2 separate regions of the Mus musculus genome follow, and region 1 is linked to region 2. Evidence: chromatin contacts called from ENCODE Hi-C or POLR2A ChIA-PET data. All regions are on one chromosome and are shown on one strand. Each heading gives the region's core, a stretch centred on a gene start or an enhancer-like site at or near the end of the contact. The rest is flanking DNA. Distances are from core to core; before and after follow the strand shown.

The links. A loop is a pair of places that touch in the nucleus more often than their neighbours do. ChIA-PET counts read pairs that join two places held with the same protein, here RNA polymerase II (POLR2A).
Region 1: a map of left cerebral cortex shows a loop between it and region 2 (1.9-fold over the local background). The contact joins the promoter of Bicc1 here to the enhancer-like site in region 2. A Hi-C loop is called at or near these places in 1 of 37 maps with a recorded cell type or tissue (left cerebral cortex). POLR2A ChIA-PET finds 5 or more read pairs at or near these places in 1 of 5 experiments (Patski).

The regions. Positions count from the first base shown.
Region 1 is chr10:71,157,420-71,162,605 of GRCm38, reverse strand. Bicc1 (BicC family RNA binding protein 1) reads left to right here and starts at 2,916. Exons shown (of 21, transcript NM_031397.3): 1 at 2,916-3,185. The coding sequence starts at 2,990.
Region 2 is chr10:70,987,269-70,992,500 of GRCm38, reverse strand. All of the region lies in intron 3 of Bicc1 (BicC family RNA binding protein 1), which reads left to right. Among named protein-coding and RNA genes, the nearest start is that of Gm24486, 110 kb to the right of the region's middle. Within about 2 kb of position 1,572, at least 1 of the 3 ENCODE cell types and tissues checked has a DNase peak (open chromatin) inside an H3K27ac peak, as active enhancers do.

The DNA of each region.
Region 1 (5,186 bases), core at 1,667-4,166, 170 kb before region 2:
TCTAAGGTGACCAGACACACCAGAAGAGGACATTGGATCTCATTATGGATCGCTGTGAGCCACCATGTGGTTGCTGGGATTTGAACTCAGGACCTTAGAAAGAACAGACAGTGCTCTTAACTGCTGAGCCATCTCTCCAGCCCTCCAGGCTGCTTCTAAAGTCTCAGTGATTTCTAGTAAAGAGCATATCAACCTCCCCACAGTGCACAGGCATGGCTGTGTTCTCATTTGAGAAACCATCTTTCTCCTGGGCCGACATCACAAAACCCACGCTAGCCTTTTCTCCTTTCTCTTACTGCCGATTCTATCTTGCCCCGTGTCCTGTGTCTGATATGTGAGCAGCCCACAAAAGAATGCTTACTTAACTCTCTCCTAAGCTTTATTTATTTTTCTTCTCTTTAACCAGCCACGCCCGATGCCTGCATCTCACTAGAATGATTGCATACAGGCAAAAATCATAGTCTTTCCCCCATCTGTATAGCCCAGACCATCATATCCGATTGTCTATCTGACATATTTTCGGAGTTCTCAATGATGCCCTATCCTCACTAGGTTGAGGAGGACATTGTAGTCATTCCTCTGGTACAACAATCTCCCAGTAATCTCTAATTCAGCTCACAGCACCAAGCTCTGTGTCAGCTGTAATCCTGTAGACATACCTTTCCCATCATCCCATGTCTCATCCAATGCCAGTGTAACTGATGACACACAGGAAGGCTTCCCACAATCCTCTCATGCCTCTCTACACTGTCCCTGCCTCAGATACCATTGGCATTGTTACGGTCTAAGATTCCCATGTATCGTCTACATTGTTCCAACTCTTCTCTCCTTGCCTTGCAATGTCCTCTGAAATACACTGGCGCCTCTTTAATGATCGTATTTAACCACACCACCTTTAACCTAAAATGTTTGTGTACTTTCCCTTTGTTGTGAGAATGAAGATAGAACCCCTGACTGGACTGATTGGGGCGTCTCGAGCTTGAACTCTCTTCTTTTAACTCACCTCGTACTTGAAACTCTCATCATCCAGTCCCCCACTTCCATGTCCTGGCTCTGCTGGTTTTCTCATTGTAGCAGGAACCAAGGGAAAGATGCATCCCATTCCTCCTCTACCCACCCACCCACCCACCCACCCACCCACCCACCCATCCATCCATCCATCCATCCATCCATCCATCCATCCATCCATCCATCCATCCATCCATCTATCTATCTATCTATCTATCTATCTATCTATCTATCTATCTATCTATCTATCTATGGTGTGTGTGTGTGTGTGTGTGTACATGTCCTCAAGTGCAGGTGCCAGAAGAAGTCAGAAGAGGGCACCAAACACAGCTGAGCTGGAGTTACAGGCAGTTGTGAGCCCTGCAAGGTGGGCTCTGGGAATGGAACTCTGGTCCCCAGGAAAAGCACCAAGAACTCTATAACGGCTGAACCATCTCTCCAGCTGGAGATATGTTAAAGTTCCGTTTTATTATCTATTTGTGTATGCGTGTGAGAGTGTTATTCCAAAGTGCTCTTGGTATGGCCAAAAAGGACAACTTGCCTGCATTGGGCCTCTCTTTCCACCATGTGAGGCCTGAGGGTCTAACTCAGGTTGTCTGGCTTGACAGCCAGTGTACTTATGTTCTGAGTCACGTCTCCAGCCCCCTGTAAGAGTTTTGATTCAAACACACACTGTATGATTATCTATGGGCCCCAGGTGAACCCTATGGCTCACCCCACTTGTAAACCTACTTCTTCCCTCGGTAGCACAGTGCTTTTCTACCATATTTAACACCATCATCCTCCTACGTAGAACAGATACTCTTGTGCGTTTGGTCATTTAATAAAAGGCAGTACGATTCTGTGTGGCGTGGGGGCGAGTGTTCCAAGCTCACAGCAGGACTTCATCCTCTGAGCTCTATGCTCCGCTTTGAGAGTGATGGTGCGTGGGCTGGCGGGCAGTCAGCATCAGAAGTTGCGAGGCTTTCATCTGTGGGCCGCCTAGAACAGAGAGGAGCTCCCAGCCTGTCTAGAGAATGAGCCAGCCATTTCTGTGATCTCAGACAGAGATAGATGCTTAAGGTGGCGAAAGTAGTGTCTTGTTGAATCAAGGCCTGAAATTAAAGTCAGAGAAGGGCACATCTGGCGAAGGTATCTTTGGATTGGACCGATTAGGTGCACACAAGTCAAGTCTACTCTGACATCTGCAAAAGTTGGTCATCAATCCCTCTTGTCCCCAGATCTCCTTTTATTACTCTCTATTCTCATTCAGGCTTGTGGGACAGACTCAGGGTGTTCTGAGGGTCTGTAAATAGGACTGGACTTGGGAGCATACCCTTTGAGCACTTTGGGGTGAACTTGATCTAAGTTTGGAGTATTCTGAGTATGGAGAGGGATGGAATTCGGGTATAGGGATAGAAAAGTGACAGTAAGGGATTCGGGTGTGGATAAGCAAGCTTGTACGCCTGGCAGGAGTGAGTTTTTGATGGAGTCTCCATCAAAGTTTGTGAGTTTTGATGGAGTCTCCATCAAAGTACAAAAAAGTGGCAGTAAGTGACGAGGGCGTCTGGCGGGGCACCCCAGGAGCGCTAGGCTCGAACTGGGTGAGGGGGTCCGAGAGCCCGAGGGTCCACGCGATGGGTCAGGCATTCCGGGCGGCGCCGCGCGGCGTGTGGACGTGGTGCGTGTGAGAGGGCGCGGGCTGGCCGCTCCCGCCCGCTGCTCCCCGTGGGCCTGGCCGGCCAATGAGCGCGCGAGGCGGCGGCGGGGCTGGCGGCGGCCGGAGGCGCGGGCGGCTCTGTGCGCTCGGAGCGGGCGCTGCGGGCGGGCGGGGGCCGGGGCGCAGGCGATCGGCGCGGCGGGGCGGGGGGCGGCGCCCGAGGCGGGGATGCGCAGGGCTTCCCGCGGCCACGGCGGCGGCGGGGGCACGAGCTAGCGCTGCGGCGCGCCGAGCCACATCGGCCGGGGCCGGGGCGGCGGCAGCCCGAGCGCCGCTCGCACCATGGCCTCGCAGAGCGAGCCGGGCTACCTGGCGGCGGCGCAGTCGGACCCCGGCTCCAACAGCGAGCGCAGCACCGACTCGCCGGTGGCCGGCTCCGAGGACGATCTGGTGGCCGCGGCGCCCCTCTTGCACAGCCCGGAGTGGAGCGAGGAGCGCTTCCGCGTGGACAGGAAGAAACTCGAGGCCATGCTCCAAGGTAGGCATGCCCCTGCTCCTAATCCTCTCCCAAGTCCGCCACAGGATCGTCTCTCAGTCCGCTCACGGGACACCCTCCCTCCCCCCCAACTTTGTCAGCTTGCTCGGATCCGAGGAGCTGGAGGCCCGAGTTTGTGCTGCAGCTCCGAAGTTGCTGTTAGGACCGCGGCGGTGCCAGCTGCAGCTGGGACATCTGGGCCGTGGCATCCTTACACTACGGGACCGCCCAGTGTGCGGGACTTTGCCCGGCTTCCCGCAGCCTGGAATCTCTGCCACCCCTGCCGCGTCTTTTCCCTCCCCTCCTTAGTATCCGCTTCCTCCAGCTAGGGCCTGCTCTCGTCGCCTGGAAAAGCGCTGCAGATGTCAAGGCTTCAGCTGGGAGCCCCCGCCCCCACGCCGGAGTCTTGAGCTGGAGCAAGTCACCCAGGCGTGGGGATCTGTGCCCTGGCAGTGCGAGGGTAGCATGTGTCAGGGTAGCATGTGTCAGGGCAGTCCTAAAAGACATCTTGAGTTACATTCAGTCCATAAACTTCTCCCTTGCAGCTGTGGGAGTCTGACTTGACTTTCATATTTTGGGTTTTTAATTTAAAAAAAATTTTTTTCAAATTCTTTATAGAGTTTCTGGGATTTTCCCAGGAAGAGAAACTTTCTCCACACTGGATCGGAAGCAAATGCTGATTTATTGCTTTAGGATTAGAGTGAGCAGTAACAGATCCAAGGTCATTTTGACCTTTAAAAATGTCCATTCGCAGCCTACCTGTGTGGCTCACCTCCCACATCCAAAGGCAGAGATGAGGTAGCTGGAATGTGCATTATTTTTAAGACTTGAGGAGATCTGGCCCCTGCTCCCAGGAAGGGAGAGAGGTGAGGATTCGGTAGCTCTCATCCTTCATCCCGGGAAGCTTGGAGGTCCACAGACTCGCTTTTATTGCTGTCTGCGTGACTTATTTTGACTTTATCTGTCAATGTATCGCAGTATGGGAGCAAGTTATTCCTCTCTGGAAATGCAGTGGCTTCTCGGAACAATTAAGAGGGTTATTTTAAGAGAGAACAACATGTTTTCCTAAACAATAACTTGGTGGAAATAAGTATCAGGAGTGCTTGGCAGGCGGTTCTGGAAGGGCCGAGAACTCCTCTCCTTTGTTGCTTATTTGTATTGATAAACATTCCAAATGTCATGTCTTGTGTTTTTTTTTTTTTTTTTTTCCCCCTGAGATTATGTAACTTTGGAGGAAAGTAATAGATCTGAAAATTGAAGCCGGGTTACATTTCAGGAATTTTTCATTTGTGAAGCTTCCTTATTAGTTCCACGAGTCTGCCTAGTTTTGGGGGGTTACAAACAAAATGTTACAATTATGTTGCAGATGGATTGTAAGATCATTGCCTAGTTTTGGGGGGTTACAAACAAAATGTTACAATTATGTTGCAGATGGATTGTAAGATCGTAGTGAACCGGAAGATTCCCTGGCTGATCCAACTTTCTTGTGTTGGAAACAGAAAGGGTGATTCCTCAGAATATGGCGGTCTCATCCTTCAGGGATACCCTGCACAGATGCTGCGGTGGGTGCCAGTTTCTGGGCAGCTCACTTGTAAAATCTGAGTTCTCCTAGGGGATTTTTCTTTTCAGTGAATTTTCATTTTTGATTCAATGAAATATGGGTAGAATATTCAGAAAACATGAACTGTTGTTAACCCTGTTTTAGGCAGGCCATTTTAACATCTGAAGGCCTGAATCACTTTTCAGTGGTCAAATGTTTAGCAGTGAGCCTGTATTGACCTATACATAATGAGTTAAGCACTTAGTGCTTGGAAAGTTCTTTGAGTCTTTTTCCAGAGTTACTTAACAAATACATTACCTTGTTGGCAAAATAAGCCCTGAAGTCATAGAGGATAGGACCCATCGAGGGCACAGTGCACCGTGGAAGCTCATTACTCTTACCCATCCACATAAGATTCCACAGAATCACCACATTTGTGAACCAAGGGTGATCTTGTGTTTATT
Region 2 (5,232 bases), core at 323-2,822:
TTAAGTCTTACTTTACAGGCTGGAGAGATGGCTCAGCAGTTAAAAGAGCAGCACCCTGCTCTTGCAGAGAACCCAGATTTGATGGGTATTCCTCAACCACCTCTAACTTCAGCTTCTGGGATCCGGGATCCGTTGCCTCTGGGATCCATGAGCATAGTATTCACATGTGCATGTTCACACAATTGAAAATAAATCTTTAAAGTCTGGTTTAAGGGTTGGGGCTGTGGAGTCTCACGGCCTTGCATACTTGGTAATGCGCCCAGATGTCGAATCTTCACTTGTGAGTTGCAGACGGTGCTCATCTTTGTACTAAGGCTGTAGGTCCATAATTATATTAGAACTAGCTAGTGGGGTCATTTTCTGTTACTCTGATACACTACGAACTTGGTGCCTTTAAGACAATGCAAGCCATGTTTATAGACACTAACCATGAAGATAAGAACTGCAGTAAAGGTGTCATTTAACAGGGTCAGCCTCTCAAAGTTCCCTTCTGGAAGAAACAATCTTCTTTACTTTCCCAGCTGAGACATCATGCCATCCTGTGCTTGTGGCCCCATCCTCCATTGGTTTCTCCCATCCCTGCTATCCTGCCTCACTTGTCCATGGTTAAAGACTCATGCTTCTTCGTTAGGCACCTGCATGCTCCCTGGTTTACAAGCCACATGCTCTCAAGCTTCAGCGGTTAAGGATGTCTTTAGCTAGGTCATTATTCTCTCTCGTTCCTACTTGGTGTTAATATATTCACATAAATGTTTCTATTGTGGAACAGGTAGAAAACCATAGGTAAGTGAAGTAGGCCTAAGAGATAGAAAGCTGGGATGTAATCTAGAAAAAAAAAATCCTTGATAGTGATGGTGGTAGTGATCTATCCACATATATGGGAGAGAGACAGACACAGAGAATGATGGGGAATTGTGTAGCCCAGGCTAGCCTAAACCTCACTGTGCAGTCCAAGCTGATATAGAACTTGAGGTCCTCTGCCTTAGCTCTTATGTGCTTAGGTGATGGTGTGCACCACTAGGTAAAGAATTCTTTTCTCCTTACCATATTGAGAATTAAGCCCATGGCTTGGTGCCTGCTAAGCTATTATCTACTGCCAGGCTACAGTTACAGCTCCTTCTGTCAGATCCTTGTAGCAGTCCAAATTGTTCACTTCTCTTTGGTGATCCTTTGAAGGGTTATTGAGAAATAATAGGCTTTGGACAGTATTTAAAGCCTTGGAAAGTATTTAATCTTAATCTTAGAAGGGCTTGTTTTTTAGAAAGTAAGATATTTTTTCCTTAATCCATAAAACATGACTGAACTCTGTCAAATATTCTGATTTATAATAGTTGAGGCCTCAAAACAGTGGGAAAAAAAATTAAACATTTGTAAGATGCCAAATGTTTTCATAACTATCACTGCATTGTCTGTCACAGCGTTTGAAGAAGTAAACACAGTTAAAGGTTTTAGCATCTGTCCCTCTATGTAAGTGTGCTCACCCCTTCTGCCAAAGGGGCCAGGGGTGCCTTCCTCTCCCGTGTTGTAATCCTCTAGGCTGCAGATGTCTCGGTGGCTAGAAAGCTCGGCTAGCACGCACAGACCTTTGTGTTCTGTCGCCTGCACCTTGTAAACCCTTAGTGATGGTACACGCTTGGCATCCCAGCATCCTGGCCGAGGGAGTAGGAGAGTCGTGAGTTGAAGGCCATCCTCAGCTCCATAGCCAGAGCCTGGGATACGTGTGACCCTGTCTCCAAAATAAATAAGGAGATAAATTAATTAAAAGTAAATAAATGGCAGTGATATGGGTGATGAGAAGAAGCCGGTGGGTGTGTAGGCTAGTTTTTAGTTTAAAGAAAAACAAACAAACTGTAAGAGCTGACCGTGAGCAGAAGTGAAGTGTCTCTTTCGGGGTCTTGTTTGCTCCTCTTGCTCCATGTGTGGTTCATTTGCAGGGATGGTCTGCAGAGAGGGGAGTTGTTCTGGAGTTAGCCTACATCCAGCTCTCATTGGGATCTTGTAATAAAAGGTGGTGTCCAGAAACAAATCTGTTCTGAGTTCATAAAAGTCACTAATGAAAGAAAGAAAGGAAAAAAAAAGTAAAGTCAGCTGAGACACTAACAGTGAAGAAATATTTCATTCTCCGTTGGAAAAGTGAGTGCCAATAACAATAACCAGGATCCCAGGAACAGAGAAGAATTTCAGAGGTGACACTCGGCTCCTGGCTTCCTTTTCTCCCTCTATGTCCAAAGGACCAAATGATTTATCCTTGCTCCAGGCAGCTGCCCGAGGTCCAAGGGACCACACAGCTTGGTTAGTGGCTAGGATGTCTTTCCCTGACTATGATCGCAAAGGAAGTACTCTTTCTTTTAAAATTGGAATATAGAGTCATATGTTCAATGGTGTGTTAAAACCTCCTTGGATATGCCAAAGTAAACTTGGGTTTAATAAAGAAATCAGTACTGTCTCCATTACCCTCAGCTACTGGGGTGTAAAAGAAACAATAAAGTTGGCCTTTCCTTAGCACCCATCTTGAGTAGGTCTTAGCATCTTCCAGAAAAGAAAAGAAAAGAAAAGAGAAGAGAAGAGAAGAGAAGAGAAGAGAAGAGAAGAGAAGAGAAGAGAAGAGAAGAAAAGAAAAGAAAAAAAGGAAAAGAAAAGAAGAAAAGTACTTGATGTTGAGCAACTCAGAGATGACTTGGCCTGAGCAACCAAGGGTATCTCTACCAGGGTGCATCCTTTTTCTTGACGAGGATAGTTTAAGTAGCAAATATTCAAGTACCCTCTATAGACTAGATCATCTGTCCCCATCAAATGAATCTGTTTTTTAACTGGAAGCCATTAATAGTTGTATGCTCTTTTGATTTTGGACAAGAGATTGTATCCCAGGCCTATTCTGACTTAGTTGTGGTTTATGGAAATAAAGTTGGGTTGGAATAAACATCATTACTCACCCACTGTGTCTCTGAATTCTTTTGTGTCCAAAATTGAGTGGCTGAAGCTTGAAATATTTACCATGGACTTTCTCGGGAAAAAAAAAAAAAACAAAGAAAGAAAGAAGGAAAGGAGGAGAGGAGAGGAGAGGAGAGGAGAGGAGAGGAAAGGAAGAGAGAGAGAGAGAGAGAGAGAGAGAGAGAGAGAGAGAGAGAGAGAGAGAGCGAACTAGACAGGCAAGGAGCATAATACCTGCTGAGTTGTACTGAGAAATGAAGTCTAAGTTTTTCCATAGCTTATGATATAGATGAATATAGACCTATCAAGAGTTTAAACAATGAAAATATCAAATTTAAATTTCTTTATTTTCTCAAATGGGTTGACTTTGGTCTGTTGGCATACCCACATGACAGCCAGTGTGCTTTAAGCAGTGAGATGTTACTTATTTTTATTTTATGTGTATGGGTGTTTTGCCTGCATGTATGTCTGTGTGCACAGCGACCAGAACAGTGCATTGGATCCTCTGGGACTGGAGTTACAGAAAGTGGTGAGGTGCTAAGTGAGTGTTTAGAAATGACTCTGGGACCTCTGGAAGAGCATCCAGTGTTCTTAAGCATGGAGCTGTCTCTGCAGCCCCCATGGGATGTTTAAGTAAACAAAATGTGTAATTGTCCTGAGGAGTACACATTCTAGTGGGGCTGTACATGGTAAAGACTGCAGTGTGAGCTAGGATGTCTTGCATGTGCTGCATATCCATAGGAATAAAGTATTAGGGACCCCATCATCCCAATGGTATTGTCTATCTTATCAGTGAATTGGTTCTTTCCCCTGAAAGTCTCGACTTGCAGTGGGATTCAGATTAATACATGAAGAGATGAGGAAAGAGAAAATGAGGCAACCCAATAATTCCATCTGTGAGCCTGTGTATGGACCAGGATTCTATTATGTACACCCTCTGATTTAGTGGAGGAGTATTTGATTGAGAAACAGTAAGCAGATGTTTTATGCCTGGTTTTGTTTCCCTTGGATTGAATGGCCTAATGAAGGTTCTTAGTGTCTCTGGGATATTTGGAGAGTTTGCGTTCCCCAGCACAGTAGAATCACCCAGGGGGTTGCGAGGAGACCCCTCCCTTGAGCTCAGTAAGTGTGCAGTAGAGGTTGAAGATGGTCATGTCCATCAGTTTCCCAGGGCGGAGCTACTGCTGCTCTCCAGGTCCACACTCAGGAATCAGGGGGTGTGGTTGAAGCATTCCTTAGGGCTCCATGATCTGAAAACTCCCCCAAATATTTGATAAGGCTCTGCTACACCAGAGAGCATTCACCAAGTAACGTGTAAGTTGAGGTGGTCTACTGAAGGAGATATTCCAAAGAAGCATTCATGATGGATATCCATTTGTTGGTTGGATTTCATCTATGTGGTTTCTCTCTGGAAACGCACGTGAGCTGATGTTCAAGAGTGGAGGTCAGCTGATGAGGATTCTTTGTATGCTGTGTCCTCAGTGAGCTGTGGATCTTTAAGATGACCAGTGAGCTCACTGGACAGAGCGTGTCTTCAGCTCGTCCATCTGAGTTCCTGTTGGTTTCCATCACCCTCTGTGTGGAGTTAAGCATGGTCACTGCTGACTGCCGTTTGTCACACAACTGACTCTATCTCTGCAAAGCAAATGTTACAATTTCTGTAGGCGTTCCAGTCTAGACTTCAGTAATGTTCATCCTGTCTCCGCCACAGGAGTCTGAATGCACAGCCCAAACTAAATCACTAATTTTGCAAAGTTCACTATGCTTTCATTGCCGTGACCTTGGGTGTACACTTAACCATATCACATCAGTCACACTGTAGAGGACCAACACCCTGATCAGCAATTGCTTCAGACAGAAGATAAGAGGTTCCTTTCCACTGGAGGCTGGCTGTCCCATCGAGGGCTGGTTCTGCTGGCTAATGCACGTGGCCACAGACCCATCTGCTTGCTCTGGAGGTGCCCTGCTGGCTTTCTCTGTGCTTGGCACTGGTGGCCACAGATGGTGGCTACATCTCTGAGCATCAGGAAAGGTGGGAAGGCTAGAAGGCCACGTGGTACCCAGTGTTCTCCCCTGCTGAGTTACACTGCTCTGATGGGTTCCATGGAGACTACCGTCTCCAAATTACCTTACTGCTTGCTTCAGCTTAATTTTACCCTTCTAAGAGGATCTTTAATCCAACTGCAGTGTGGTTTTGTGATGACAGTTGGCAATCTACTACTTTCCTACTGAGAGCATCAGTTCCTACATATGTTTGTTGCTCACAGATTTATGATGTAAATTATCCTGTCAACCAAATTG